Regions from separate parts of the Homo sapiens genome. Here region 2 is linked to region 1. A link is a loop called in an ENCODE intact Hi-C map of the cell type or tissue named here. Cell type or tissue: OCI-LY7. All regions are shown on one strand. Each heading gives the region's core, and the rest is flanking DNA. Links, peaks and the distances in the headings are about the cores only.

Region 1 (15,989 bases), core at 4,809-12,808:
TTAAGTTGACTTTACATTTCCCAATCTAAAAATAAATAATTTTAAGGCACTTGGCAATGGATCGAGAGATGTATAGAAGGTTAATTTTCCTACACTACAAATATTTGAAATAACAATACAAAGATAAATAGACTGCAAACTTTTTTTAAAGTCTAACCTCACTTGTGAGAGTAACATGAGTTATCGTTTTTTTTACCTATCAAATGGGCAAAAAAGTTTGAAATTCTTTCCAGTGTGGGAGAGTATCTAAGAAAGCAGATGCTGGTAGGAGTATAGATTGCAACATTCTTTCAAAGTAATTTGAAATCTTATTTAAAACATTTGTCTAACATGCAGACCCTATGATTCAGCAATTCTGCTTCTAGGAATGCGTCCTAATAAACATGGACACAAAGAAATATGTACAAGACAATCTTTCTAGTGATGCCTATAATAATAAAAGCTACTAAAACCACAAATGTCCATTCATAATGAGCTGTGAGTAAATTATGTTATAAAATGGAATAGTATGCAGTCATTAAAACTGATAACACAGTTATTTTGATTTAGAAATATATTTATGTTATTAAAGAAAAAGGTAGGTTATGAAACTATATATTATATAGCATGTGATGTCACTTTTGTTAATACATACACAATGACCATAAATTAAAATGTGTTAAGCAATTTATACACACCTACACACACATATAAATCGAAAAAGTGTCTCTAATTCTCTTTAAAATACTCCAGCACAAACAGTATGGTATATAGGTGTATGAGTCTTAATTTATACTCTAGGGGCAGTTGCTTAGCATTTGAAAGACTTTAACAAAAAATTGGTATTTCCAAAAAAATTGGCTATTATAAGGCTTCGGCTGCCTTTATCTTTAATAAACATCAGACGGTTTGTTAATAAGCATAGTGGATATTAGAAATTATTTTGGATGAAAATAGGTGTTCAAAATACAGTTATGCACTGCTTAACTACGTTTCAGTCAATGGACTGTGTAGAAACAATGGTGGCTCCTTAAGATTATAATGGAGCTGACAAATTCCCATCCTCCTCTAGTGACTCACAGCCGTCATAATGCTGCAGCGTAATACATTACTCATGTGTTTGTGGTGTTGCTGGTGGAAACCAACCTACTACTCTTCCATTTGTGTAAAGTGTAGCACATACAGCTATGTACAGTACATAATACCTGATAATAAAACAACTATGTTACCAGTGTATGTATTTACTATGCTATACTTTTTATTGTTATTTTAGAGTGTACTCCTTCTACTTATGAAAAAAAGAGGTTAACTGTAAAACAGCTTCAGGCAGGTCCTTCAGGAGATATTCCAGAAGAAGGCATTGTTATCATAGGAAATGACAGCTTCAAATGTGTTATTGCCCCTGAAGACCTCCCAGTGGGACAAGACGTGGAGGTGGAAGACAGTGAAACTGATGATCCTGACCCCGTGTAGGCCAAGGCTAATGTGTGTGTTCGTGTCTTAGTTTATAACAAAAAATTGAAACAGTAAAAATATAAATAATAGAAAAAAGCTTACAGAATAAGGATATAAAGAAACTATTTTTTGTATAGCTATCCAATATATTTGTGTCCTAAGTGTTATTATGAACGTGTCAAAAGTTTCTTAAAATTTATTTTTAAAGTTACAGTAAGTTAAGGTTTATTATTAAAGAAAAAATTTTAAATGAATATAGTGTAGTCTTAGTATACAGCGTTTAAAGTTTACACTTGTGTGAGTGGTCACATTCACTTACCACTCACTGATTCACCCAGGGCAACTTCCAGTCCTATAAACTCCCTTCATGGTAAATGCCCTATACAGGTGTGCCATTTTTAATCTTTTATAACCCACTGTGTTTTTACTGTACCTTTTCTGTTTAGATATGTGTAAATACACAAATACCACCATGTTACAACTGCCTATTCAGTATGGTAACACTTTGTATTGGTTTTTAGCCTAGGAGCAACAGGCTACAGCATATAGTGTAGGTGTGTAGTAGGCTATGCCATCTAGGTTTGTATAAGTACACTATGATGTTTACACAATGACAAAATTGACTAACGATACATTTCTCAGACCATATCCCTGTTGTTAAGCAATGCACGACAGTGCAGTAAGGGCTCACTTCATGTCATCAACAGGAAACTGCAACTTTCAGTGAAACAACATATAGTGAAACTGATTTTGCCACAGGCTAATTGAGATCAACAAGAGCTAAGTTCTTATGGCATATTTCTGATCACAAAAAAAATCACAAAACTTCTAAATAAAAACCAAAACATTTATAATATTAAACACTGAAATACATGTGAGCTATACATACATTTAAGTAAGGTTAATAAACACAAGGAAGATAATTATTTGCCCAGTTATTCCTGTTTCAGGGTCAAGGGTAGCTGGAGCCTGTCCCGGCAGCTGAGGCTGCAACATTGGGACCCATCCTGGACAGGATACATCCCCTAGCAGGGTGCACTCAGACCCACACCCCCACCACACACACCCCTGCCACACACACACACACACACACGCTCTCTCTCTCTCACTCAGGCTGGGACCACATGCCAGTTAACCAAACATGTACATCTCTGCGATGTAGGAGGAAATTGGGAGACCTGGAGAAAACCCATGCAGATGTGGGAGGATGTGCAAACTCCACACAGACAGGGGCCCCAGCCAGGAACAGACTTTCTCATCAAGGTGATCATGAAATGACACCGATTGAAATGACATCATTTGAGGACTTGCTGTATATGGATCAGCTGGAAATGCTGTACAGGCCACTCCGCCTTCTTATGACCAGGGTGTGAGAATTCAGCAACGCCAGCAGCCTCCATCCCTCCAGTCTTACGTTATGGAGGATTCTGTGGCCTGCGTGACTCTAAGTAAAGTTAGCTCAATGCTATGGCTACAACACTGCTGCTGCACAGGCCACAGGAGAGCCTTTCATGCAAGGTGTTTGTCTAAGCGGCTGAAAGCTGGGAGCTTGGGCCTCTCCAGCGCAGTTTACAGCACAGGCTGTGTGCCTGCTTGGTCATGCATGTTTGTCCCCGTAGCAGGATTGGTTTGAGAACTGCTCTTGCTTTCTCCTTTCACCCTTACAGAGGTTGTGGAGTAGAGATCTGTCATCACTGGAGGCTCCTGGTATCAACCATACATAACCTATTAGCTGTGAACCACTAAACTGGCTTAGGTCAGTTTACCACAAAGGCTGTGTATGCCTGAACTTCAGCAGTGATTATCTACAGATGGTGGGATTATACAATTCCAACCCCCACCCCCCAACTCCCTTTGTGCTTATCTGTTTTCTAATTCTTCCTATAATATGTATGTATTTGTACAAGGTGGGTGGGTCACTTGAGGTCAGGAGTTCAAAACCAGTCTGGCCAACATGGTGGAACCCTGTATCTACTAAAAATACAAAAAAAATTAGCGGGGTGTGGTGGCAGGTCCCTGTAATCCCAGCTACTTGGGAGCCTAAGGCAGGAGAATCTCTTGAACCCGGGAGGTGGAGGTTGCAGTGAGATGAGATCCCACCACTGTACACCAGCCTGGGCAACAGAGCAAGACTCTGTTGAGAGAGAGAGAGACAGAGAGAGAGAGAGAGAGAGAGAGACGGAGAGAGAGAGAGAGAGAGAGAGAGAGAGAGAGAGAGAGAGAGAGGTATTATTTAAATAATAAATAAATAACAAGAGACTTAAGTAAACTGCACAGACAGCACTGTCACCACCTACTGGCAAAAACAGAGAAAGACCATTGTAGGTGAACGCTGACTGCTTAACAGCAGAGAAGGCGGCTTGCAGTTAGACTTTTCAGTTTCCAGTTGTTTTTAACTTCGAAGTATAACATCTGGATTTTAGGGAGGGGAGAAGATCACTCCTCTTGAAGCATGTTACCTTGAAAGAGTTCTGATTTTCAAAAGCAAAATATAGTTCTGCTGACCATGGTTTAAGTCTGAGAGAAAATCATAGTCCCTGCTATGTATCAGTTAGATACAGTAAGTATCTAACTATGATGCCACCGCAGGCAGCAGCTTCAAATGAGAAGCCAAAGGCTGATCATGGGTTATAACAAGTATAAGTCATTTTAAAGGTCTCGTTCTTTGGATGCTTCTAATTAGGCAGTTGCCAAAACTGATGCAATCAGTAAGGCCATAATCTCTCTGGTCTTATGATTTCTGCTAAATTTCTAATGGGGACCTAAGAGTCCAACCGCAGTTTGGGTTCTATAAGCAAAGCAAACTCGGCACAGACACAAACAGCGAGAAAGGCAGCAGTTACGACAATGTTGCAACAGGCTAACTTCTTTCCAGGCTGATGCCTGGGGCACAGGAGCCTCCCTGTGTCCAGCAGCACTTGAAGTGTGGATCCCTCCACAGATGACCTGCCTGTCTCTCCTCTGCCAACCCCTGTTCTCCTCCTTGCCCAACCTCTGACACCACCTATCTCAGAAAATGGGGAGGCTGCTGCCCCCCAAATGCTCATCCTGCCATCTAGGAGCCACTGCCCTCAGACCCCTCCCATCCCTATTCTGTCTCCAATGGAAGAAACTACTACAGAAACACCCTCCCCCTAGTACCCTCTACTCCCCCAACCATCTCGTTCTCCTATGACATCCCTTATACAGTGCTCACCATATCTAGAAATTATTTTCACAATCTTTTTTTTTATAAATATGATACTTGCAATCCCTATTTGAAATAAAGGGAAAACAACACACAAATGCTTTTTACTTTAGGGTAGTATGCATGACACATCTGCATTTGCACTGGGGACCAACACACACACACACACACACACACACACACACACACGCACACACACAAGAGTGGGACCAACTGCTCTCATATTATTCACACAGGAGGCAAACAAGATTTTACTGGCAACTTTTTTTTTTTTTTTTCCAGACGGAGTCTCATTCTATTGCCAGGCTGGAGTGCAGTGGCACAATCTTGGCTCACTGCAATCTCCGCCTCCCAGGTTCAAGAGATTCTCGTGCCTCAACCTCCCAAGTAGCTGGGATTACAGGCACACATCACCATGCCTGGCTAATTTTTGTATTTTTAGTAGAGACGGGGTTTCACCATGTTGGCCAGGCTGCTCTTGAACTCCCGACCTCCAGTGATCCACCCACCTCAACCTCCCAAAGTGCTGGGCTTACAGGCATGAGCCACCATGCCCAGCCAGATTTGGGGGCAATTTTTAAAAATCATCATCTATTTGGGGAAAAGATACTTTAATCTCAAAAAAGAACATGCTATCAGAATGACAATGAACCAACTTAGCTTTGGGAGAAACTCACTTCATTGCATTTACTTTGTCATGGTCCTGCACTAGTTTGGGGATGGACTCAGGAGTGCATCTTGGACTCTAGTGACCTTCTAGGTAGTTCCAAAACTTCAAACACTTCAAAAACCAAAATTTCAGTAATTCAAGAACCACTAATATATCATAACTGTACTACTATTTCCTTAATATTTCTCTTAAATATACTCACATTTTTACTTATATAGTTTTGTTTTAAAAGGAGACTTTGTGTCACTTCCATAAAAGAAAAATCAATATCATGTGTCACAAATAAAAGGTAACCTATGAATAATGCAATAGAAACAAAACATGTTATTGAAGTCCAGTTAGACAGTGTTGCTGGCTGAGGCCTGATCTCACTGTGTAGACCAGGGAGGCTGGCAAGTGGTCAGCAGTGATTAAAGACCATCATCAAACCATGCTTTTCTCTTTAATAACATCAGAGGGATTGAAAGTAAATTGAAAATAAAAGTACTTTCACTCAAGGTGATACAATATTATCCAGTGCTAGACTCAGGTCACATCTAAAGTCATCTCCAGTGGTTCATATCCCACTCTTAGAGTAACAAGAATCATGATACTTTGGTGCATGAATATTGCTAATTCATCCAGCCATTTGACACATTTATTGAGCATCTACTACACTCCGAGCACTGTACACAACAGAAGAAGGAATGAATAAAACAGGCATGGTATTTCTTGCAAACCTTCCAGTGGTGAAACATACATTAAACAAATGGTTACACAAATTATATTTGTGTATATTTGTGTTGTTTTACATACATGTAAGCATACTGTGTGCATATATCTGATATACATATTATATATATGTGTGTGTCTATATGCATCAATTTGGTAAGTGGTTTTGTTTGTTTTGAGATGGAATCTTGCTCTGTTGCCCAGGCTGGAGTGCAGTGACACAATCTTGGCTCACTGCAACCTCCGCTTCCCAGGTCCAAGTGATTCTCCTGCCTCAGCCTCCTGAGTAGCTGGTACTATGGTTGTGTGCCACCACGCCCAGCTAATTCTTTGTATTTCTAGTAGAGATGGGGTTTCACCATGTTGGCCAGGCTGGTCTCGAACACCTGACCTCAAGCAATCTGCCTGCATCAGCCTCCCAAAATGCTGGGATTATAGGTGTGAGCCACCATGCCCAGCCCAATTTGGTAAGTGTTGTAAAGGAAAAATACGAGACGTTATGGCATGGTTTCACAGTAAGACCGTCTTTAGGTAAGGGGCCAGTAAAGACATATAGATAGGAGGATGTAACAATTAAACTGAAGCCTAAAGGTAAACAAACTTTAGCATGTTGAAAGGGTGGGTAACCTCCACACAGAGGTAATGATGTAGAAAAGGTTTGGTTCCTTTGGGGAACTGGAAGAAAGATATGTGCTGAGAGGGCAGCAAGCAAGAGGAGGGTGGAATCAGTGGGCAGGGGGTGGGACAGGGGTGGCGGGGGGGAAGCAGTCTCCTAACCTTTGCCTAAAGGGACCAGAAACTTTCTAGTTCTCTGTGGAAAGATCTTCCATCTTTGTATATCACCCTATAAATGTTTCCTAAAGAAAAATCTGTCTGTTGTTTTCACACACTAATAAATCAGTTCAACACTTTTGCATCATGTGCAGAGGAAGTTTAATTCCTCCTCCATGTGACAGCCTCCAAGTATCTGGAGATGGCCAAGTGTTATTCCAGAACTTTCCCTTCCAGGATGAACACCGTCAAAGTTCCCATGCTCCCTGTTGTCTGTGTCCCTCTTAAAAGGAAGGGTGGCTGGGAGCAGTGGCTCCCACCTGTAATCCTAGCACTTTGGGAGGCCGAGGCGGGTGGATCACCTGAGGTCAGGAGTTCATGACTAGTCTGGCCAACATGGTGAAACCCCATCTCTACTAAAAATATAAAATTAGCTGGGCGTGGTGGTGGGCACCTATAATCCCAGCCACTTGGGAGGCTGGGGCAGGAGAATTGCTTGAACCCGGGAGAGAGGTTGCAGCCAGCTGAGATTGTGCTATTGCACTCCAGCCCGGGCAACAAGAGCGAAACTCCTCTCAAACAAACAAACAAAAACAAAAAAAAGAGGAAGGCAGATTTTCCAATGTCCATTTGTGTTATGGGACTTGAATTTCCTTCTCTGCATATTCTTTGTTTCTAACTGCCTTTCTGGAAAACACCCAATAAGTTATGGTCAGGCCTGAATTCCTTGAGAACTAGGAAATTCTCAAATGCATGCCATCAAAAATATTTATTTCTTCTTTCATGTCTCTTTCCTGCACCTTGGAAGGCAAATTCCATTCGTAGAGGGGAGGGAGGGGGCGCTAAGGAACTTTTTCAAATAATGGAATGATGGCGAACATTCATCTATGCTAAACTCAAAGACATGCCCAAAGTTTGTGATAGAAAATTTAAATACAATATTTACTATTTGAACTGATGTTCCATTTGTGGGTACAGGAATGCTACATTCAGGGAAGGTGAGAATAATGCAAAATCCCCACTCTTGACTGCTGTGGCTACAGACCCAGATTCCCCTGAAGTGAGGGCAGGGTACTGGGGTGGTGCTGTGTAAGCAGGGCACTCTGCCAGGCTCGGATCACACATCTCCTCTTTGAAACTGGTGTGGAAAAAGACACATGAGAGCTTCATGAATAATACAGCAGCCCTGACACGCTGAATGCACATTTCAGCCAAATATATGCACATTTCAACCAAATAAGTTGGTCTCTCCACATCCCCACCCTTTCCTCTCTCCTCCCTCCCTTCAGTGCTCTTTCACCACTTTCGCCAGATTTCTAGGTTTTCTTGCTGCCTCCTGTTGCAAAGTGAATTGTCCCAGGGAAGGAGGGCTAGCTTCCGGATTCCCCCCGTTGCACCTAAAGCCTTCTCCTCCTCTGCCGGCCTTCCAGCTCCCTGACTGCAGCATTGCCCATTAGGCTTCATCAGAGGAGGCTGTGTGTGGCCCAAGGGCAGCAGGTGAAATTCAAAGCAGACAAGTTGCTTCTCCGCATCAGTGCTGATATGTTAGAGGCAGGCAGCCAAAGAAAATGAATATAATAAAGAAAGTCTGGTTTAAGAGCATCTGTTGCTTTTCTTGGAAAATTCTACCCTTTACGCATTAGCCTGCCCATAAGAGCTCTACCTCTGCACATAATCGGAAGAAATAATATTCAAAAAAAGTTTTCAAATACGGGTGTAATAACAATGCAAACAGCATTAAAACTCAGCAGAGTGTAGTGCCGGACGCAAGGTTCTCTCTCATGGGGAGTGCCCCTTATGTAAAGCAGCAGGAAACTGTGCTGGCCATAAAATTACCAACTCCTGAGGGAAGAGACCACATCTGCTTATCTTTACGTTCCTTCAATGGTTGATGCAACGTACCGATTAGTTGTTCAACAAAATATGTTGCATGAATTTGATTCTTAAGAAGAATAACATATACAGGCACTGAAAATAGTTATCTTCTGGGTGGTAGAGCGAAGGTGATTTTTATTTCTGTCTTTGCCTTTTCCACATGTTCCTGATTTTCTCCAGTGAACATGAATATATTTAGTGAGAAAGTTATCAGTAAGAAGGAGATTTTTAGAATTGGAAGGGACCAGAGAAATTAGTCCAATTCTCTTATTCCTTACATGTGGAAACTGAAGCTCAGAGAAGCTAAATGACATGTCCAAAGCCATGTAGCTTGTTAAGGAGAAGGCTGAAAGAAAACTGAGGCCATTCATGTTTCTCGGCCTACTGCCTTTCTTCCCCTATACATATCCTTTGCCTTTCCTGAAAGACAGTTTAGGTGAGACTCTAATCTAATGTTTTGAAAAGGCTTGGACCCAATTTAAAAGCAAACTGTGCTATCCAGTGAGCTTATTCCCCACAGAAGACACTATCTTAGAAAATGCAAAGCATAATTTAAAAGTCATTAAGTAAAACATCCTCTGCTGCTGTGACAGCAAAACGTTCGGCCACTCCTTCATGACAGATGGCCCCATGCATTGACACACACCTCAAAATAGCCTCTGCAAGGAAGCTTAACATCCGAGAAAGGCGGAATAGTGAATGTCACAGAAAAGGGAGAGTTTGCTTGTGGGTTTGCATCTCCAGAAGTAAGAAGACTTAAGAGATATTTACTGTGGGCTCATCTTCCACCAAACTTTTATTGATGTGTGAACTTGAAACTTCTTATCATAAAAATTTCTAACATACAAAAGAGAGAATGTTAAAATGGATTCCATGTAACCAGAGTACAGCTTTATTAATCATTAACTTAGGGTCATCCCCCCAGCCACTGCCTCCCTCCCCATGGGTAATTTTGAAGTCAATCCTGAACATTATAACATTTTATTCATGAGTAGTTTAACATGTACCTCTAAAAGATAAGGACCTTTGTTTAACATAAACATTCAAATGTCATAATGCCTAAAAAATTGATAATAAATCCTTGATACAGCCAAATAACCCGTTTGTGCTCCACTTTTCCTGATTACCTCACAAAAATGTTTAAGGCTGGTTTAATTTGTCAGGCACTGTGTATTATCTCAGTTAATCCTGACAATAACACTATATGGGGGCTGTAGGTAGCCTGGGGGAGCAAGACACATGATCAGGTTAGAGATGTAGGTGGGAGCCTCACTCCCCCAGGCTCTAGACACACTTGACTTATTTTCTTTCTCCTTCAAAAGCCAAGCAGGTGCCTACTTCAGGGCATTTTCATGTTTATTTTTCTTCCTGGTCTTTCCATAGCTGTGAACTCCTCAGAGATCACCCCTGACTGCCCAGTCACTCTCTATTAAAATACCCTGGCTATGTTCCTCAAAACATTTGGTACTATCTACAATTCTCTTGTTTGTTTATCTGCTTGTGTTTCTTTCCAACAGAAGAGACGCTCCATGACAATCGGCTCCTCATCTGTGGAGCTGAGGCTTCTGTACCTACAGCCCTCAGCACAGCCTCTGGCAATGGTAAGTGCTCCATGGTTGTGTGATGCGTGGATTAACATATGCCTGCAAACACAACAGGTATTTGTTGAATGAAATAATGCACACACGCACACATGAGAAAAAGAACAGCCTTGTTTCTGCTGAGCTCCACTCTTGGGCTCTCAGGCACTTGGCCGAGGCCTTTAGCCAAACTGCACTTTTATTACTTTCTATTGTCAACGGCTTTTTATAACTACAAAGGCAGTATGTGTTCACTGTAGAAAATTTGGGAATCCACAACAAACACAAATTTGAAGATTCAAAGAGCCTAGAAATAGCCACTGTTGACATTGTTTTTATGCACATATTATGCAAAATTGGAGTCATGGGATTCTTATTGATTTGTGATCTACTCTTTTCATTTAACAATGTGGCATTAATATTTCATAGGTCACTTAACTCTCTTCTAAAATGCGTTGTTTCAAGGCTGCATTGCATTCCATTGTACGGCCAGACAAGGTTGTCAATAACACCACATTACGGGACATTTCACTTGTTTCCTTTTCTTCTTGGCTACCATAAAAAATAACAATAAACATTCTTGCGTGCTTATGCACATTTCCATTATTAGTTTCTCCAGATAGATTCCCATAAGTGGACTTGCTTGACAAATTGAAATACAAATTAGAGCATTTGTAAGTATTGCTAAATTGATCTCTAGAACAACTGCATCAATTAATACTCCCAGCATCAGTGTTTAAAGATGTTCATCTCCTTTTCCCTTTACCAACAATGGATGCTAATATTTTTTAAAAATCTATAACACTATAATCTATCTTTTTAATTAGATCACAGATTTCTTGCGAGCCCTTTCTTTTACTTCTGTATTACTCCCGATATATAGCAGGCACTCCTTGTGTATGGATAGATGAACTGCATGAATTTTGTCAAGGATTACCAGGAAAAACATTGAGCAACATGAACAAGTTGTCTTTTTCCTGTTTCAAGAGCTCTCCTGCCCAGTTTACATGCGCACCTGAGCACAGTCCTTCTTCCCTGCTAAACCTTGCTGAACGTCCTTTTGCCTTTGGTTTGGGAATGTTGGGCGCACATCCCACCAGATCCAGCTCTCCCTCCCATTTAGCTTCAGCAGAAGAGGTGGCAGAATTACTAATTTTAGCTGACATGATGTTTACTGCTGCAAGTATCACTAATTAATGATGTAACCGCAGAATAACAAGTCCCAGATTTCCCTTAGCAAAGCAAAACTGAGAGTAAACCCCACACTGGACCACTCCACAGCATCCGAGCCTACCAACTGGAAAGAGACAATCACCAGGGGCTCAATCTGACCCAGAATTTGTGCTAGGAGAAATTTAACCCCATAATGCCATGTTAAAGAGCTGCCTGCTACCCACTCACCCCATGTGCAGATCCCAGCTTGTCAGCCCTCAGGGAGCCCTCAGGGAATAGGACCAGGTCTTGTTTGTTGGTACAGCCCTGTGCCCAGCATTGCTTGACATATGGTAAATACCTATTAAACATCTGGTGAATACACAGACACCAAAGAGAGGGAACAGACGATGAAAAGATTCATGGAAGCCTGGGCAGGGAGAGGGCAGGGTGAGGAGTATTCTCTGATGTTCTTCATTGTCATCCACATGGAGTAGAGCAAATGGACACTCAGGGAAGAAACAGCTGGGGCCACAGCTGGGCAGCTATATAGCTTGTAAATTCTGGGATCTGGATTTGGTCTTAAGTCAGAAACAACTTCATTCCCTTTGCCTGTTCTATGCTGCCTTCCAACTCTAGAGAAAAATGTCTAATACCCTCCATCTGAGAATTTGTGTTCAATAAATGTTTATTACAATTTTAAAATTAAAATGTCTTGAATAATCAACTTATATTCCAGCTATTGTGAAGACGTTCTCACAGCAACATTTTCCCTGAAATGGCCCTTATATGCTAAAGTGGGCCCTATATGGTAAAAAAAAAATATATATATATGGAAGTGAGAACTATTGTCTGCCTACACAAATTGACAGTAAAATCATAGATTTTCTGGGCTGGAAAGACAGAGAACAAAATGAACAATAGACTCTCCAATGCATTTTTGTTTTTTAATGCACATCTTCTTTGGCTGGAGATAAGAGTTAACCATTTTAGTAACACTGAATGCCAATAACAGCTTATGTGCAAATACAGCAGAAGGAGCTATATAATTCATTTATTCATTTATTTGGTGTTAGACACTACGGAAACAAAAACAGTATGTTCCTCCCCATTCTCATGAAGCTTACTGTCAACCAGGGAGATCCACAAGCACTCTATCACAACAGCTAACAGAGGCCTGTGCCCACTGGGTTACAGAAGTGCTTTACCAGGCTTCTCAAGGAGGTGAGAAAAGAAGGAATTCAGAAAAACTGAGATGAAACAAGACTTATGCTAATTGAAAATATATTAATAATACTAACAGTTATCCATTTATTGAGTGGCCTACTATGAACGCAGTACTAATAACAATTCATTGATTACAGCATTTTGGGAGGTCAAGGCAGGCAGATCACCTGAGGTCAGGAGTTTGAGACCAGCCTGGCCAACATGGGGAAACCATATCTCTACTAAAAACACAAAAATTAGACAGGCACGGTGGTACGCGCCAGTAGTCCCAGCTACTCAGGAGGCTGAGGCGGGAGGATCACTTGAACCCGGGAGGCAGAGCGTGCAGTGAGCTGAGATTCCGTCACTGCACTCCAGCCTGGGTGACAGAGCAAGACCCTGTCTCAAAAACAACAACAACAACAACTACAAAAAAAAAAAAAAAAAAAACTCATTGAGGGGGAATCTATTATCTCCATTTTACAGAGGAAGAAACTGAGGCTTTGAGAGTTTAGTTTACCCAGCTCATAAGGTCCTAAACAAGAGAAGAACAATCTGGATTAGAGTTAAAAACTAGCATATAACAGTCATTGTCCCAAATGTCACTTGAAAAATAGGTGCACATCTTCTATTGAGTATCTATTGCTACATAACAAATTATCCCAAAAACTTAGTAGTCTAAAACAACAAATATCCTTTATCTCAAAGTTTCTGTGGGTCAAGAATTCAGAGACAGCTTAGGTGGGTTGTTCTGGTTCAGGATCACTCAGATTTGCAGTTCAGATGCCAATCAGGGCTGTGTTCATCTGAAGGCTTGACTGGGGCTGCACAATCTACTTCCAAGATACCCCACTCACATAGCTGTTGGCAGAAAGCCTCAGTTTCCTTGCCATGTGGGCCTCTCCATAGGGTTGAGTGTGAAGCCGTATGGCAGGTGGCTTCCCCAAGAGCTAGTAATCTAAGAGAGGGCAAAATAGAAGCCACAATGCCTTTTACAATCTAGTCTCCAAAGTCTAGCAATATCACTCCTTTAACTTTCTATTAATTAGAAATGAGTCTTCAAGTACAGCCCATGTTAAGGGGAAGAGAATTAGGCTCCATCTTTCAAATGGTGGAGAATTTGTGGTCATGTGCTAAAACCATCACTCTAGCTCAGACTGGAAACTAGAATTGAGTAGGGGGATCCTATCTGGAGAAAAAGGTTTGTGTTTCAAAAAGTAGTGGGTAGTAAATAAACTAGCTCTTGAGTGTTGAAAAAATAAGATGGTATCCACAAACCAGGCAAAGGAGGTTGCTCATCTACCAAGTGCATAAGTGGAATTTTTTTTTTTTTTTTTAGACAGGGTCTCACTCTGTTACCCAGGCTGGAGTGCAGTGGTACGTTCCCAGCTCACTGTGGCTTCGGGCTCCTGAGCTCCAGTGATCTTCCTGCCTCAGCCTTCTAAGTAGCTAGGACTACAAGTGTGTGCCACCACACCAGCTAAGTTTTTTTTTTTTATAAGATGGGGTCTCACTATGTTGCCCTGGCTGTTGTCAAACTTCTGGCCTCAAGTGCTCCTCCTGCCTCAGCCTCCCAAAGTTCAAAGTTCTGCATTACAGGTGTGAGCTACCACACCTAGCCATGGTGTAATACTTTTAGGAAAAGAGGTTGGCGGCTTGGTAAAATTCATAGTTTTAGGAAGAGAAACATGAAGTTTAAAAATACTTTTTGGTTATTAACTCTTTTTATTGTTTTCCCTGCCTTTGAGCAAAAATTCCTTTGAAAATGTCAATTTACTTATTAGATATGCCTTAAGAAAGGGGTTTGGGCTACAAAGACAGGTGGGAATTAGAATCTCTGGTGGACCAGAGGAAGTGGGGATGGTTGCAGGGATCAAAGGGAGGGAGCACAGAGGGGAGAAAAGGAAGAGCAGGGTCTCCTAGGTAAGCTGTTTCCACCAGAAATTCTCCTTCAGGGCTCTCCTTGGCATGTCCCAGACTTCTGAACATTCTGTGCTCTGTTCAAAAAAGGAAGGCTCTTCCTTTTCAGAGCCTAGATAAATTAGATAAAATGAACTTCCTAGCATAGAAAGCTGAATGTCAAAAAAATCAATTCACATGACCTTACCAATGCAAAATACAAACCATGAAATGGTCTTAACATATCGAAGGCAGCATTTGCACTGTGGAGAAAAAGATAGACAGCAAAGCCCAGAGCCAGCCCAGCATCGCCACTGAACGGAAAGCGCTGCGGTGGGGCCTGGGCTGAAACCCAAGCGCCATCTATAACCAGCTGCGACACCTTGGGAAAATTCATCTTTCTCAGGTGTGGTTTCCTTTTTGTAAAGATAGGGGTACTAGTAATTTCTTACAAGGTTGTGAGGGTTTAATGAGAAACGTAAGAGCTCAACGAATGTCAACTATCATTAATGCATGATAGGGACTAAGACATGAAGTTAGCCATTAGGAGTAAAATTAAAGAACATGTGTTCATTTTCTGCATCTCAATGTATGGTTTTATCTTGAACACTGTTCAGAAAGCAAATGGTAAATCACTGCACCTTCTCTCCCTCCTTCAACTTCCCTAACTTCCCATCCCTTCGCTCTCCAGGGAAAGGGGAGGGACCTCATCACTCAGATCAGACATGGAGAAACACAGAGAGCTGCTGTTTCCCGAATCCCAGCAGCATTTCAGAGGCGGTAAGTCCCGGGAAGGAGCCATGGCAGCGGCTTCCCATGGCTCCTGAATTCCGTCTTTCTGAAACCACGTGTGTGTGTGTGTGTGTGTGTGTGTGTGTGCATAGCAATAGCCCTATTCAACAGCAGCTTTTCCAAATCCCAGAAATTAGGCACAGGGGAGCCACTGGGGGACTCCTTGGAATTCTAGGGAAAGGGACCCCAGGAGAGGTGTAAAGGTTGGTAAGGACCCTCTCTGGAGCAAAGGGTGGGAAAATCATCCCCACATGGCTTTTATCTCCTAATCAAGCCTCACGTCTCAAACCACAGAGCAACACAAGCTCATGACCAGCAAGGCTGAGGTTGTTTCCAGCAGCACAGTTCTTGGGCCTTTAAGAACAGGAAAACCAATATGCATTAGAAGGTACATAAGAAGGTACCTGAAACACACTGATGAAAGAATAATTGTCAATTCCCATATTACATGGCCAAATGCCAGTAGATTAGATGACTGCTGTGGTCCCTCATACCCATTTTCCAGCAGGGAGCTATTGCCCAAGCTTGGTCAGAACCCTGCAGTCAGAAACAGGTTAAAATTCCCTTTCCAGATCTGGTCCTGTAGCATCCCATCAGGGAAATACTCCCTGATGCTCCTGAATACCTTGCCAGCCAAACAGGTACCTTTAGGCCCACACAGCCTTACCCATTTAATAACTGAAGCACTTTTCTAAAAGCTGCCAAGCCCAGT
Region 2 (15,989 bases), core at 4,202-12,201, 62 kb after region 1:
GACAAAGCTTCCAGAGGAAGGAATATTTGCTGTTCTGTAATATTTGCTGTTCTGCAGCCTCCGCTGGTGATACCCAGGCAAACAGGGTTGGAGTGGACCTCCAGCAAACTCCAACAGACCTGCAGCTGAGGGTCCTCACTGTTAGAAAGAAAACTAACAAACAGAAAGGACATCCACACCAAAACCCCATCTGTACGTCACCATCATCAAAGACCAAAGGTAGATAAAACCACAAAGATGGGGAGAAACCAGAGCAGAAAAGCTGAAAATTCTAAAAATCAGAGCGCCTCTTCTCCACCAAAGGAACGCAGCTCCTCGCCAGCAATGGAACAAAGCTGGACGGAGAATGACTTTGACAAGCTGACAGAAGTAGGCTTCAGACGATTGGTAATAACAAACTTCTCTGAGCTAAAGGAGGATGTTCAAACCCATCACAAAGAAACTAAAAACTTTGAAAAAAGATTAGACGAATGGCTAACTAGAATAAATGCGTAGATAAAAGCTTAAATGACCTGATGGAGCTGAAAACCATGGCACAAGAACTATGTGATGCATGCACAAGCTTCAGTAGCCGATTCAATCAACTGGAAGAAAGGGTATTAGTGACTGAAGATCAAATGAATGAAATGAAGTGAGAAGAGAAGTTTAGAGAAAAAAGAGTAAAAAGAAACAAACAAAGCCTCCAAGAAATATGGGACTATGTGAAAAGACCAAATCTATGTCTGATTGGTGTACCTGAAAGTGACAGGGAGAATGGAACCCAAGTTGGAAAATACTCCTCAGGACATTATCCAGGAGAACTTCCCCAACCTAGCAAGGCAGGCCAACATTCAAATTCAGGAAATACAGAGAACACCACAGAGATACTCCTCGAGAAGAGCAGCTCCAAGACACATAATTGTCAGATTCACCAAAGTTGAAAATGAAGGAAAAAATGTTAAGGGCAGCCAGAGAGAAATGTCAGGTTACCCACAAAGGGAAGCCCATCAGACTAACAGCAGATCTCTCAGCAGAAACTCTACAAGCCAGAAGAGAGTGGGGGTCAATATTCAACATTCTTAAAGAAAAGAATTTTCAACCCAAAATTTCATATCCAGCCAAACTAAGCTTCATAAGTGAAGGAGAAATAAAATACTTTACAGACAAGCAAATGCTGAGAGATTTTGTCACCACCAGGCCTGCCCTACAAGAGCTCCTGAAGAAAGCACTAAACATGGAAAGGAACAGCCAGTACCAGACACTGCAAAAACATGCCAAATTTTAAAGACTATCGAGGCTAGGAAGAAACTGCATCAAGTAACGAGCAAAATAACCAGCTAACATCATAATGACAGGATCAAATTCACACATAACAATATTAACCTTAAATGTAAATGGGCTAAATGCTCCAATTAAAAGACACAGACAGGCAAACTGGATAAAGAGTCAAGACCCATCAGTGTGCTGTATTCAGGAAACCCATCTCATGTGCAGAGACACATATAGGCTCAAAATAAGGGATGGAGGAAGATCTACCAAGCAAATGGAAAACAAAAAAAAGCAGGGGCTGCAATCCTAGTCTCTGATAAAACAGACTTTAAACCAACAAAGATCAAAAGAGACAAAGAAGGCCATTACATAATGGTAAAGGGATCAATTCAACAAGAAGAGCTAACTATCCTAAATATATATGCACCCAATACAGGAGCACCCAGATTCATAAAGCAAGTCCCTAGAGACCTACAAAGAGACTTAGACTCCCACACAATAATAATGGGAGACTTTAACACCCCACTGTCAATGTTAGACAGATCCACGAGACAGAAAGTTAACAAGGATATCCAGGACTTGAACTCAGCTCTGCACAAAGCGGACCTAATAGACATCTACAGAACTCTCCACCCCAAATCAACAGAATATACATTCTTCTTAGCACCACATCACACTTATTCCAAAATTGACCACATAGTTAGAAGTAAAGCACTCCTCAGCAAATGTAAAAGCATAGAAATTATAACAAACTGTCTCTCAGACCACAGTGCAATCAAACTACAACTCAGGATTAAGAAACTCACTCAAAACCACTCAACTACATGGAAACTGGACAACCTGCTCCTGAATGACTACTGGGTACATAACGAAATGAAGGCAGAAATAAAGATGTTCTTTGAAACCAATGAGAACAAAGACACAACATACCAGAATCTCTGGGACACATTTAAAGCAGTGTGTAGAGGGAAATTTATAGCACTAAATGCCCACAAGAGAAAGCAGGAAAGATCTAAAATGGGTACCCTAACATCACAATTAAAAGAACTAGAGAAGCAAGAGCAAACATATTCAAAAGCTAGCAGAAGGCAAGAAATAACTAAGATCAGAGCAGAACTGAAGGAGATAGAGACACAAAAAACCCTTCAAAAAAAAATCAATGACTCCAGGAGCTGGTTTTTGGAAAAGATCAACAAAATTGATAAACCGCTAGCAAGACTAATAAAGAAGAAAGGAGAGAAGAATCAAATAGATGCAATAAAAAATGATAAAGGGGATCTCACCACCGATCCCACAGAAATACAAACTACCATCAGAGAATACTATAAACACCTCTATGCAAATAAACTAGAAAATCTAGAAGAAATGGATAAATTCCTGCACCCACACACCCTCTCAAGACTAAACCAGGAAGAAGTTGAATCTCTGAATAGACCAATAACAGGCTCTGAAATTGAAGCAATAATTAATAGCCTACCAACCAAAAAATGTCCAGGACCAGACGGATTCACAGCCGAATTCTACCACAGGTACAAAGAGGAGCTGGTACCATTCCTTCTGAAACTATTCTAATCAATAGAAAAAGAGGGAATCCTCCCTAACTCATTTTATGAGGCCAGCATCATCCTGACACCAAAGCCTGGCAGAGACACAACAAAAAAAGAGAATTTTAGACCAATATCCCTGATGAACATCGATGCAAAAATCCTCAATAAAATACTGGCAAACGGAATCCAGCAGCACATCAAAAAGCTTATCCACCATGATCAAGTGGGCTTCATCCCTGGGATGCAAGGCTGGTTCAACATACGCAAATCAACAAATGTAATCCATCATATAAACAGAACCAAAGACAAAAACCACATGATTATCTCAATAGATGCAGAAAAGGCCTTTGACAAAATTCAACAGCCCTTCATGCTAAAAACTCTCAATAAACTAGGTATTGATGGGACGTATCTCAAAATAACAAGAGCTATTTATGACAAACCCACAGGCAATATCATATGGAATGGGCAAAAACTGGAAGTATTCCCTTTGAAAACTGCCACAACACAGGGATGCCCTTTCTCACCACTCCTATTCAACATAGTGTTGGAAGTTCTGGCCACGGCAATCAGGCAGGAGAAAGAAATAAAGGTTATTCAATTAGGAAAAGAGGAAGTCAAATTGTCCCTGTTTGCAGATGACATGATTGTATATTTAGAAAACTCCATCGTCTCAATCCAAAATCTTCTTAAGTTGATAAGCAACTTCAGCAAAGTCTCAGGACACAAAATCAATGTGCAAAAATAAGCATTCCTATACACCAATAACAGACAGAGAGCCAAATCATGAGTGAACTCCCATTCACAATTGCTTCAAAGAGAATAAAATACCTAGGAATCCAACTTACAAGGGATGTGAAGGACCTCTTCAAGGAGAACTACAAACCACTGCTCAACAAAATAAAAGAGGACACAAACAAATGGAAGAACATTCCATGCTCATGGACAGGAAGAATCAATATTGTGAAAATGGCCATACTGCCCAAGGTAATTTATAGATTCAATGCCATCCCCATCAAGCTACCAATGACTTTCTTCACAGAATTGGAAAAAAACTACTTTAAAGTTCATATGGAACCAAAAAAGAGCCCACATTGCCAAGACAATCCTAAGCCAAAAGAACAAAGCTGGAGGCATCACACTACTATACTACTTCAAACTATACTACAAGGCTACAGTAACCAAAGGCTACAGTAACCAAAACAGCATGATACTGGTACCAAAACAGAGAGATAGACCAATGGAACAGAACGGAGTCCTCAGAAATAATACCACACATCTACAACCATCTGATCTTTGACAAACCTGACAAAAACAAGAAATGGGGAAAGGATTCCCGTTTAATAAATGGTGCTGGGAAAACTGGCTAGCCATATGTAGAAAGCTGAAACTGGATCCCTTCCTTACACCTTATACAAAAATTAATGCAAGATGGATTAAAGACTTAAATGTTAGACCTAAAACCATAAAAACCCTAGAAGAAAACCTAGGCATTACCATTCAGGACATAGGCATAGGCAAGGACTTCATGACTAAAACACCAAAAGCAATGGCAACAAAAGACAAAATTGACAAACGGGATCTAATTAAACTAAAGAACTTCTGCACAGCAAAAGAAACTACCATCAGAGTGAACAGGCAACCTACAGAATGGGAGAAAATTTGTACAACCTACCCATCTGACAAAGGGCTAATATCCAGAATCTACAAATAACTTAAACAAATTTACAAGAAAAAAATCAAACAACCCCAACAAAAAGTGGGCAAAGGACAAGAACAGACACTTCTCAAAAGAAGACATTTATGCAGCCAACAGACACGTGAAAAAATGCTCATCATCACTGGTCATCAGAGAAATGCAAATCAAAACCACAATGAGATACCAGCTCACACCAGTTAGAATGGCGAAGTCATTCTAACTGTTCATATGGACCAAAAAAGTCAGGAAACAACAGGTGCTGGAGAGGATGTGGAGAAATAGGAACACTTTTACACTGTTGGTGGGACTGTAAACTAGTTCAACCACTGTGGAAGACAGTGTGGCGATTCCTCAAGGATCTAGAACTAGAAATACCATTTGACCCAGCCATCGCATTACTGGGTATATACGCAAAGGATTATAAATCATGCTGCTATAAATATGCAAAGGATTATAAATCATGCTGCTATAAAGACACATGCACACATATGTTTACTGTGGCACTATTCACAATAGCAAAGACCTGGAACCAACCCAAATGTCCATCAATGATAGACTGGATTAAGAAAATGTGGCACATATACACCATGGAATACTATGCAGCCATAAAAAAGGATGAGTTCATGCCCTTTGTAGTGACATGGATGAAGCTTGAAACCATCATTCTGAGCAAACAATCGCAAGGACAGAAAACCAAACACCGCATGTTCTCACTCACAGGTGGGAACTGAACAATGAGAACACTTGGACACAGGGTGGGGAACATCACACACCAGGGCCTGTCATGGGGTGGCGGGAGGAGGGAGGGATAGCATTAAGAGATAGACCTAATGTAAATGATGAGTTAATGGGTGCAGCACACCAACATGGCACCTGTATACATATGTAACAAACCTGCACATTGTCCACATGTACCCTAGAACTTAAAGTATAATAAAATATATATATAAACAGCTAATAAGCACACGCAAAAATGCTCAATATCATTAGTCATTACAGAAATGCAAATTAAAACCACAATGAGATACTACTACACACCCACCAGAATGGCTATAGTCAAAACGACAGACAATATCAAGTGTAGAATGGGATGTGGAGCAACTGGAACCCCCTCATACCCCAGAGATGGGAAGGTTAAATGGTACAGTCACCGTGGAAGGCACTGTAACAGCTTTTCAAAAGGTTAAATATACATCTACCATATGTCCCAGGAATTGCAATTCTAGGTGTCTACCCAAGAGAAATAAAAACATTTGTCTACACAAAAACTTGCATACAAATGATTATAGCAGCATTATTCATAATAGCCAAAATGTAGAAACAACTCAAACGAACATCAACTGGTGAATGAGTTAACAAGATGTTGTATATCCATATAATGAGATACTCAGCAACAAAAAGGAACTACCAATGTACATTACAACAGTGAAAAGGGTCAAAAACATGCTAAGGGAGAAAAAGCCCGTCACAAAACCCTATATTAAATCATTCCACTTATATGAAATTTCTAGCAAAAGCAAATGTATGAAGATAGAAAGTGGATTAGTGGTTGCCCAGGACTGGGGGTGGGAGAAGAGACTAACTGCAAGTGGGCACAAGGCCACCTTGTGCTGTAATGGGCATGTTCTATAAACATGGATTACGGAGATGATTGCACAACTCTACAAATTCACTAAAAATCAATGTATTTACAATGGATGGACTTTAGATATGTAAATTATACCTCAGTAAAGTTATGGGCTCAGTTCAGAGGGCAGATCTTCCAGTCATATTCATGATGAGTCACAGGCAATCCAAAGATAGAAACAAAATGGAGAGAAAGAATACATTTCCTTCTTCTTCAATTTTATTTATCAAAAGCACTTTCTTCAGGTATCTCAAAATTTAAAGCTATAAGCCAGGCACGATGGTGCACACCTGTAGTCCCAGCTACTCTGGAGGCCAAGGCAGGAAAAACGCTTGAGCCCAGGAGTTTGAGATCAGCCTGGGAAACATAGCAAGACTCTATCTCTCTTTATTATTTTTTTAATTAAAGCTAAAATACCCAGATCTCTTTTTTTAATTATTATTAATTTCTGAGACAGAGTGTTGCTCTGTCATCCAGGCTGGAATGCAGTGGCACAATCTCAGCTCACTGCAACCTCCGACTCCTGGGTTCAAGCAATTCTCCTGCCTCAGCCTCCGAAGTAGTTGGGATTACAGGCGCCTGCCACCATGCCCAGCTAATTTTTGCATTTTTAGTAGAGACAGGGTTTCATCATGTTGGCCAGGCTGGTCTCAAACTCCTGACCTGAAACGATCCACTCACCTTGGCCCAAAGTGCTGCAATTACAGGCATGAGCCACCATGCCCGGCCCCACATCTGTTAAAATATGATTTTGCAGGCAGTTTGCCTGGAGGTTAAGGGTTGGAACTGTGGACTCAATCTGTGTGTAAAACCCAGCACTCCTACTTACTAGCTGACTTTAGCATGTTACTTAGACTGAGTTTCAGTTTCTTGTTCTGATACAAAAAATTAATACATACTACAGAGTTGTTTTAAACTAGCACACTATCTATTAACAGCACATGGTAAATACTCAACAAATGCCGATGTTATTTTTTTATTATCAACACATCATCATTACCATCACTATGACTGTAGTTTCCTTGGGAGACTTGAAAACTTGACTGATATGTGTATGTTCCTAATGTACATTTAGTGCTTCATCACTGCTATATTCAATTTAATTGACTGCCCAAACATAACCATGTTCCCTTATAACCCTCATTCCTTATCTTAGGGACCTTATACTTTGAAATAAAATCCCTGGATCATTTCACTAACAGAACAAAAGCTGTGCTATTCCCTGGCTAAAGCAAGATATTTTCCAATTCAACCATAGGAAAAAAACATTTTTAAAAGGTGCAGTTTTTGTTTGTTTCTAGGATAGGAGAACTGGACAAAGAAAAAATGTCAGCATCTCCTCAGAGAAGCCTGGCAAACAGGGGAAATAACACTAAACAAAGAAAGCCATGTGCAGAGGACCTGGCACAGGAACACAATTGCCAGGCCTTGCACCCGAGAATCACCAACACCTGCAGAGTAAAGCAACGGGCCACGTACAGTGCTGACTGCTTCCTGGGTGACAGCTGAAACCCAGCCAAGTTCAAAAACCCCTCATTGTGGGTGTGTGTTTTTGCTTTGTAACATCTATATGAAAAGGGAAGGGAAACTGCATGGGGTAAACTTTCTATTTTGTAAGACAAGCGTCTTCTTGTTCTCTTTTTCTTTTTCTGGTCAGTGAGTGGAAGGACAGAACCCTGGAAAAATACCTGTGCACCAAGCAAGACAACCCCATCACTGATGTCAGGAAAAGCAGAGCAGTCACCTCTGGCTTGCCCAGCCCACCTCACTCGCCCACCAGCACACACTGCGACTAAAGAACCCCACTTTAGCTGACTGGAGCATTCTTCCAGCCACACACCTCAAAGATCATCTGGGAAGAGATACCACAACACGGCAGGGGGCCGGGTGCCTGTGCCAGGGAGGGACACATGCTCTTCACTCCCCACACTTGCTGGTGAGCCACAGAAGCCCTGTGACCTCAGCACACTCAAGGGAAATATGTCATGGGGCTTACCCTTCATGAGGACCGCTCTAACTTAGCATCCAAGAAAACCTCACAGCCCCTGTGGGGACTTCTCCTGGGCACCACCTAGCTCCTGCCTTAGTAAAGTGTGGAGAAAACCAACTTCCTCACAGAAATGTCTTTTAGAGCCAAATGTAAGTGTCCCTGAAATCAAGTAGACAATGATATTCCTATCATTCTGGGCCTGTCCTTGAAAGTTGTCTCTGTTGTTTTCTTTCCACTAGAAAGTCATAGACCCTGAGACCCAAAAAGGCCCACAGGGATCTAGAGAGGTGAAATAACTTACTAAAGGCCACAGAGGATGGAAGTGGCCAGGCCAAGACTAACACCCAGCTTTATCCACAAAATCTGGAAAATGCTATCAGGCTATCTTCGACCCAGAAAAGAAGCGCTCACAAGAAGAATATCAAGGGAGGCTAGTCCAGACTCTGCAGCTAGTGTCAAAGTTCAAATCCAGTTCTGTCCCTTACTAGGGCACGTAACCTGGGCAATTTCCTTAACTTCTGTTTTCTCTTCCATTAATAAGAGGATAATAACAGCATCAACATTACAGAGCACTCCAAGCATGAATGTATCAATACCGAGAGTTTCTATATGACTGATCATCCTCCTCCTCCTCATCATCATCCTAAAACAGACAGGGGAATGAGAGTAAAGAAGGGATGATAGGAAAAAAAGGTAGAAAGTGAGTGTATGGTCACTAAATAAGTAGAGCATAATTTAACTTCAAAAAATTCAAAGACATGTCTAGGGTCATATCCACAGGGGTTAGTGAGAACATAAAAGCAAAACGTATTATAAACCATTAGGTACAGTATGGCTCCAACTATGTTAAATATTCATACCCACATGTATATACATACTTCCAGAAGAAAGTGAAATAAAATGCATGAAACATTAATTCTCTGGGCACTGGGATTAAGGTTGATCTTTATTGTCTTCTTTATTACTTTTATTTCCCAAATTTTCCACAACAGACATATATTGCTTTAGAAATCAAAATAAATGTGGGTTTTAAAGGCTGTTTTTATTTTTTTATTTTTATTTTTATTTTTTTGAGACAGGGTTTCACTGTTACCCAGGCTGGAATGCAGTTGTGCGATCACAGCTCACCGCAATCTCCACCTCCCAGGCTCAGAAGCAATCCTCCTGCTCCAGAGCCCCCACCACCCATAGCTGGAACCACAAGTGCATGCCACCACACCCAGCTAATTTTTGTATTTTTGAAGAGATGAGGTTTCATCATGTTGCCCAGGCGGGCCTTAAACCCCTGGACCCAGAGCCATCTGCCTGCCTCCGTCTCCCGAAGTGCTCACAGGCAGAGCCGCAGCGCCCAGCCCAAGGCTGTTTTTTAAAAGAAGAAACTTGATACCAGGCCAGGCCTCAAATGGCAAAAGGGCTATTAGGTAGAATCCCAAGAGGCAGGGGCTGTGTTTACTCAGACAGCCAAGGGGGAAGTGCCTGTGTCTGGGAAGAGAACAAGACTTAGGGGGAAGGGGGAAGCTTAACCACGAAGCTTATGCCTGAGAGCATCAGGCCAGGGAAGGACTCTGTAAAATAGGAATAAATTCCAAAAGAAAATAAAACAGAAGTGACGACATCAGCAGTCCCTAGTTAAAAGAAGAAGAAGAAGAAAGAGAATCCTGGAGCAAGCCTCTGCGCAGATAATTTTTTTTCCCTGGCTGGAACAGAAGATCAGTCACCAAAACTAAAAAGCAAAAGATCCAAGTGGCTGAAAAAAGGAATTATGGGCTCCCACTGGGGACAAGACTTGCCTGGAAGCCCATCTGAGGGCTTGCTGCCCTATCCTTCACATCTGAGATTATCCCCTGATCCCAGCCAAGACCAGGGATTTCCTGCTTTTTGGCATCCAGATGCGAGAAATAGATCTGCTGACTCTGAGATCACTGACTGACACTAGCCAGGGCCCAGAGAGAACGCCGCCGTGGGGTCTAAGATCGAGTTCACCTGGCATCTTTCTCGGCACGTATCTTCCTGGCTTGTCCTCAGTCTCCACTCCTCTCAGTTTGAGTTCCCACCTCACCTCTTTTGCAGAGATTCCTTGTAGCTCATATGAAGGAGTGGACAGAAGACACAGAACAGATAGCAGAGAGAAGTACTGGGGGCCTCCCAGCTCTTGTTCAGGGCCCCACTTTCCTCTGACAAGCATGTTAAGGTTTATCCAGATTATCCCTCCAGTTCCCCTATTTCACAGATGAGGGAAATGAGACAGAAAAAGGGGGACTGTATGTCTGTGCCCATCAAAGTCAGATGAAATGATACACTGTCTTAAGACCATCTGATTCGGGACCTTGCCTGAGGTCACAAATCTTTGTAGTGACAGAGCCAGGACAAGCACATAACTATCCTAATGGCTGCTCCTTCCTTCAGCACTGTGGCTGCCTACGAGCTGGACTGCAGTCTCTACTGCTCACTAGAAAAGTTCCAGTCCCCCAGCAGGCACAGGGGCTCCAGCAGCCGCGGCGTGTCCTTGTCCTCCTTCGGGGGGCTACAGCGGCATCCTGTCTGGGTCCAACGGATTGCTTGCGGGCAACGAGAAGCTCACCATGCATAACCTCAACAACTGCCTGGCCTCCTACCTGGACAAGGTGCACGCCCTGGAGGCAGCCAACAGCAAGCTGGAGGTGAAGCTCCGTGACTAGTACCAGAAGCAGGGGCACAGGCCCTCCCACAACTACAGCCACTACTACAGGACCATCGAGGACCTGCGGGACAAGATTCTTGGTGCCACCATTGAGAACGCCAGGATTGTCCTGCAGATCAACAATGCTCAACTGGCTGCAGATGACTTCTGAACCAAGTTTGGTTTGAGTGTTTGGGTGCTGGATGAGGTGACCCTGGCCAGGACTGATCTGGAGGCACAGATCAAAGGCCTGAAGGAAGAGCTGGCCTACCTGAAGAAGAAGCATGAGGAGGAAATCAATGCCCTGAGGGGCCAAGTGGGAGACCAGGTCCATGTGAGGGTGGATTCAGCTCGGACCTGCCAAGATCCTGAGTGACAGGCAAAGCCAATATGAGATCATGGCCAAGCAGAACTGGAAGGATGCTGAAGCCTGGTTCACCAGCTGGACTGAGGAACTGAACCAGGAGGTCACTGGCCACATAGAGCAGCTCCAGATAAGCAGGTCTGAGGTCACTGACCTGCAGTGCACCCTCCAGGGTCTTGAGATTGAGCTGCACTCGCAGCTCAGCGTGAAAGCTCCCTTAGAAGGCACACTGGCAGAAACAGAGGCATGCTTTGGAGCCCAGCTGGTGCAGATCCAGGCACTGATCAGCAGTATTGAAGCCCAGCTGGGCGATGTGCGAGCTGATGGTGAGTGGCAGAATCAGGAGTACCAGCGGCTCCTGGAGCAGGAGATCGCCACCTATCGCAGCCTGCTTGAGGGCCAGGAAGATCATTACAACAACCTGTCCACCTCCAAGGTCCTCTGAGGCTGCAGGCTCTGGGGCCTCTGCTCTCCTCAAAGCACGTCTCCTGGGTAGGAGGATGGGAAGGAAGAGACCCTTACCCCTGGTTCTTCCCCTGACCTGCCAGCAAAATTTTATGGCTCAAGGGAAGAAAAAAAAAAAAAAACAAGAGCAAAGAAAAGTTCCAGTCTAATCCCCAGGCTCCTCTTGGGCAAATGTCAACACATAAAATGATCCAGAAGGCCAAGTCAAATTACGGTGTAATGGACAGGGGTGCCTCTTCACATTGCCTAAGGGACAACTATAACAGAAAACATCTCAGTCAAAAAGGTGACCCTGGGCCAGGCGCGGTGGCTCACGCTTGTAATCCCAGCACTTTGGGAGGCCGAGGCGGGCGGATCACGAGGTCAGGAGATCGAGACCATCCCGGCTAAAACGGTGAAACCCCGTCTCTACTAAAAATACAAAAAATTAGCCGGGCGTAGTGGCGGGCGCCTGTAGTCCCAGCTACTTGGGAGGCTGAGGCAGGAGAATGGCATGAACCCAGGAGGCGGAGCTTGCAGTGAGCCGAGATCCCGCCACTGCACTCCAGCCTGGGCGACAGAGCGAGACTCCGTCTCAAAAAAAAAAAAAAAAAAGGTGACCCTGCAATGTGGATTGCCAGGACCCACAATGAGCCAGAGGGGTTGGCACCTTTTCAACACGGGCCTGCATTCCTGCAGGTCCAGATCCCAGAGTGTACTGTATCCAACGTGCCTGTGGCTAGCGTGTGTCTACAGACTCTGGAACCACACTCCTTGGCTTCCAACCCTGGCTCCAGCACATACTCTGTGACTTTTGGCCAGTACATTAACCTTTCTGTGTCTCCATTTCTCCTTCTGGAAGGTAAGCATTAAGTATCTCCTATCTTTAAAAGTTCCTAAGAAGTCTACATCCTAGGCCACCCTATATGTGCACACCCAGCAGCCCTTTCTGTCCCCTTTGAGCCCAATCTGAGGGAGGACAGGTCCCTCTCTCAGCCTCAGAAAGTGAATGATGATGGGATTCAACCTTTTCTTTGGTTTTCTCCTTCTCTTTGGCCAGTGACAAGTCAAAGGCAAGAATAACTCGGTTCTCACTAAACAGGGAGGTCAGCAGGGAAACTTTCCTTTCCCAATAAAAAGACATAGGTTTGGCCAGGTGCGGTGGTTCACACCTGTAATCCCAGCACTTTGGGAGGCTGAGGCAGGCGGATCACCTGAGGTCAGGAGTTCAAGACCAGACTGGCCAACGTGGTGAAACCCCGTCTCTACTAAAAATACAAAAATTAGCCGGGCATGGTGGCACATGCTTGTAATCCCAGCTACTCGGGAGGCTGAGGCAGAAGAATCGCTTGAACCTGGGAGGCAGAGGTTTCAGTGAGCCGAGATCATGCTACTGCACTCTAGCCTGGGCGACAAGAGCAAAACTCCATCTCAAAAAAAAAAAAAAAAAAAAAGACATAGGTTTATGCAAAGCGTATTAGGCCATTCGTGCACTGCTATAAAGGAATACCTGACACTGGGTAATTTATAAAGAGAAGAGTTTTAACTGGCTCACTGTTCTGCAGGCTGTACATGCATGGCACCAGCATCCTGAGCACAGCTTCCAGGGAGGCCTCAGGGAGCTTTTACTCATGGCAGAAGGCAAAATGGGAACAGGCATGTCACATGGCATGGCGAATGAAGGAGCAAGAGTGAGTTGGGGCAGAGGTGCCACAAACTTAAACAACCAGATCTCCTGAGAACTCACTCACTATCACTCACTATATCAAGGACAGCACCAAGACATGAGGGATCTGCCCCATGACCCAAACACCTCCCACCAGGCCCCACCTCCAACACTGGGGATTAGATTTCAACATGAGATTTGGGCGGGGACAAATATCCAAACCATATCACACAAAAGAAGCCTTTTGACCCTTCCACTGCCTTTAGTGCTGCTATAGCAGCCATCTGCCGCCATGGGGAAAGAGCCAGGAAGGCCAAGAGGATCTCAGCCCTGAGCACTAACACTGTCCTGGTCTCTGTGCCCAGGCCAGCCTCCACTTATTCCAAGGATGACTGTGAGGAATGTGGACCCCTGCTTGTTTACAGTACTGTTGGATAACTCTTCTTTTGCTTGTGGCCAAATGCCATCCTAATAGGTCAACTGTATAAGTTTATTCTCATTAAAAAAAAATAAAATTTAAAATCATGTTCTCCAAAAAGTTACTGAGTAAAAGTGATGTCGCAATATCAGTATGACTCATGGCATTGATTTTTGTTCGTTTGTTTTTTGTATTTTTCTGAGACAGAGTCTCACTCTGTCTCCCAGGCTGGAGTCAGTGGCGCAATCTCGGCTCACTGCAACCTCCTCCTCCCGGGTTCAAGCGATTCTCCTACCTCAACCTCCTGAATAGCTGGGACTACAGGTGTGCGCCACCATGTCTGGCTAATTTTTTTGTATTTTTAGTAGAAATGGGGTTTCACCATATTGACCAGGCTGGTCTCGAACTCCTGACCTCGTGATCCGCCCGCCTCGGCCTCCCAAAGTGCTGGGATTACAGGCATGAGCCACCATGCCTGGCCGGCATTGTTTTATACACACACACAGATACAGAAATATAGGGATGTGTGTGTATATACATTATATATACACACACACACACACACACACTATATATGGGTGTACATGTCACATATATTTCCTAGCTTTTTCCACTCAGGCGGCCTTGAAGCTGTGATGTCCCTACAGCAACAAGCACACTTAGTATCTGGATCTTGGTTTCTAAATACCATCCTCCAGATGACCTCCAAGAGACCAGTGTTCCTTGAAGAAATGGCTGGCTCAAGAACTGCAGCAAGGAAAATACAAGATGAACCTGGACATCTTAGAATGCCAGAAAGCAAAGGAGGTGCTTTTTTTAAAAAGGAAAGGGTGAGAAAAGGAAAAAAGAAGAAAGATGGGGCATGTCAAATGGACGTATAAGCCAAACTGAAGGAGTTCCCAATAGCCAAAGCTGGAACAAATTAGAGGGAAAAAAGGGGGGATAGTAGTATAAGATCATAGAATAAAACAAATATCTGTGAGCCTATACTGAAATAAATAAGTGACTAAGTAAATATAGCAAAAGGGACAGATCTTCCTTACAAAAGAATTCCAATTAATAATTATAGAAAGAATTAGGAAAATAGAAAATCACCTGTATTTCACTGGAGCAGAAATGTTTGCCCTAAAAAAAATTATGGCCTTCAGTCTTCCTGGGAATGATCAGCTGTTGCACTTTCGGTGACAGCAGGATTATGGACATTAATACAGAACTTTACAGTTTATAAATTTTTTTTTAAGAAAGAAAAGAAGAAATCATGATTAAACACCATAGTAATAACTGCTTTAACAAGATCCACTGATGAAGATAAAATTAATGTGTGAAACTTTATGGAGAAACATTATCTGCACAACCTTAAAATATCTCCTAGCTGAATACTAATACAAATATTAATTACTGTGGTGGTTTTAAAATATGTCCACAGACTCTTTGATACTCCTCCATGAGGTGGAACTTAATCCCCCCATGCCCTGAGTATGGGCTGGACTTGGTGATTCCTCTCTACTTAATCAATGATGGAAAGGGAAAGACAGTAACCTTACAGTAGTGAAACCTAGCAGACATGAGACATCACCAGTACCAAGCCATCTTGACATCATGTACTCCTTCAAAGGACGCAGTGAGAACAGCGTATCACCTGAATCGTATTTGTCCCCAAAGTCCATAACCTCAGTCTAATCCTGAGAAGACACTAGACAAACCCAAATGGAAGAACATTCTATAAAATGCCTGAACACGACTCTTCAAAAGTGTCAAGGTCATACGTCTCAAGCCTTTTAGTGTTGTTATAAAGCAACATCTGCATGCTTGGCTCATGGTTCTGCAGGCTATTCAAGAAGCATGGTGCCAGCATCTGCTTCTGGTGAGGGCCTCAGGCTGCTCCCACTCATGGCAGAAGGTGAAAGGGAACTGGTGTGTGCAGAGATCACATGGTGAGAGGAGAAGCAAGAGAGAGGAGAGGGGCCGGGCACGGTGGCTCATGTTTGTAATCCCAACAATTTGGGAGGCCAAAAGGGGAGAATCTCTTGAGCCCAGGTGTTCGAGACCAGCCTGGACAACATAGTGAAACGCCATCTCTACAAAAAATAGAAAAATTAACTGGGCAAGGTGATGCGTGCCTTAAGTCACAGCTACTCGGGGAGTTGAGGTGCGATGATCTCTTGAGCCCAGGAGGTTGAGGCTGCAGTGAGCCGTGATCACACCAGTCCACTTCAACCGGGGTGAAAGAACAAGACCTTATCACAAAAAAAGAGAGAGAAAGAGAGTACAGGTGCTAGGCTCTTTTTAGCAACCAGCTCTCATGGGAACTAACAGAGTGAAAACTC

The links. A loop is a pair of places that touch in the nucleus more often than their neighbours do. Peaks named below come from ENCODE experiments on the same cell type or tissue, not always from the same donor. Only the 100,000 strongest peaks of a DNase experiment are listed, where the experiment ranks them.
Region 2: a loop joins it to region 1, with 8 times the contacts of the local background. A loop is called at or near these places in 2 of 110 quality-filtered maps.

The regions. Positions count from the first base shown.
Region 1 is chr12:94,760,669-94,776,657 of GRCh38, forward strand. No RefSeq gene overlaps it. Among named protein-coding and RNA genes, the nearest start is that of MIR492, 66 kb to the right of the region's middle. RefSeq lists a silencer at 1,851-1,900 and enhancers at 2,221-2,280, 9,853-10,412. In OCI-LY7, for the core only: no CTCF peak of the experiment used is centred there; DNase peaks (open chromatin) are centred at 7,963, 8,273, 8,573, 9,283 and 1 weaker place; H3K4me3 peaks cover 2,683 bases; H3K27ac peaks cover 4,065 bases.
Region 2 is chr12:94,823,580-94,839,568 of GRCh38, forward strand. MIR492 (microRNA 492) reads left to right here and starts at 10,819; the gene lies at 10,819-10,934. It also overlaps the pseudogene KRT19P2. RefSeq lists enhancers at 7,420-7,469, 7,620-7,829, 7,840-8,049, 10,220-10,721, 10,722-11,221. In OCI-LY7, for the core only: no CTCF peak of the experiment used is centred there; DNase peaks (open chromatin) are centred at 6,892, 7,612 and 8,062; H3K4me3 peaks cover 1,921 bases; H3K27ac peaks cover 4,156 bases.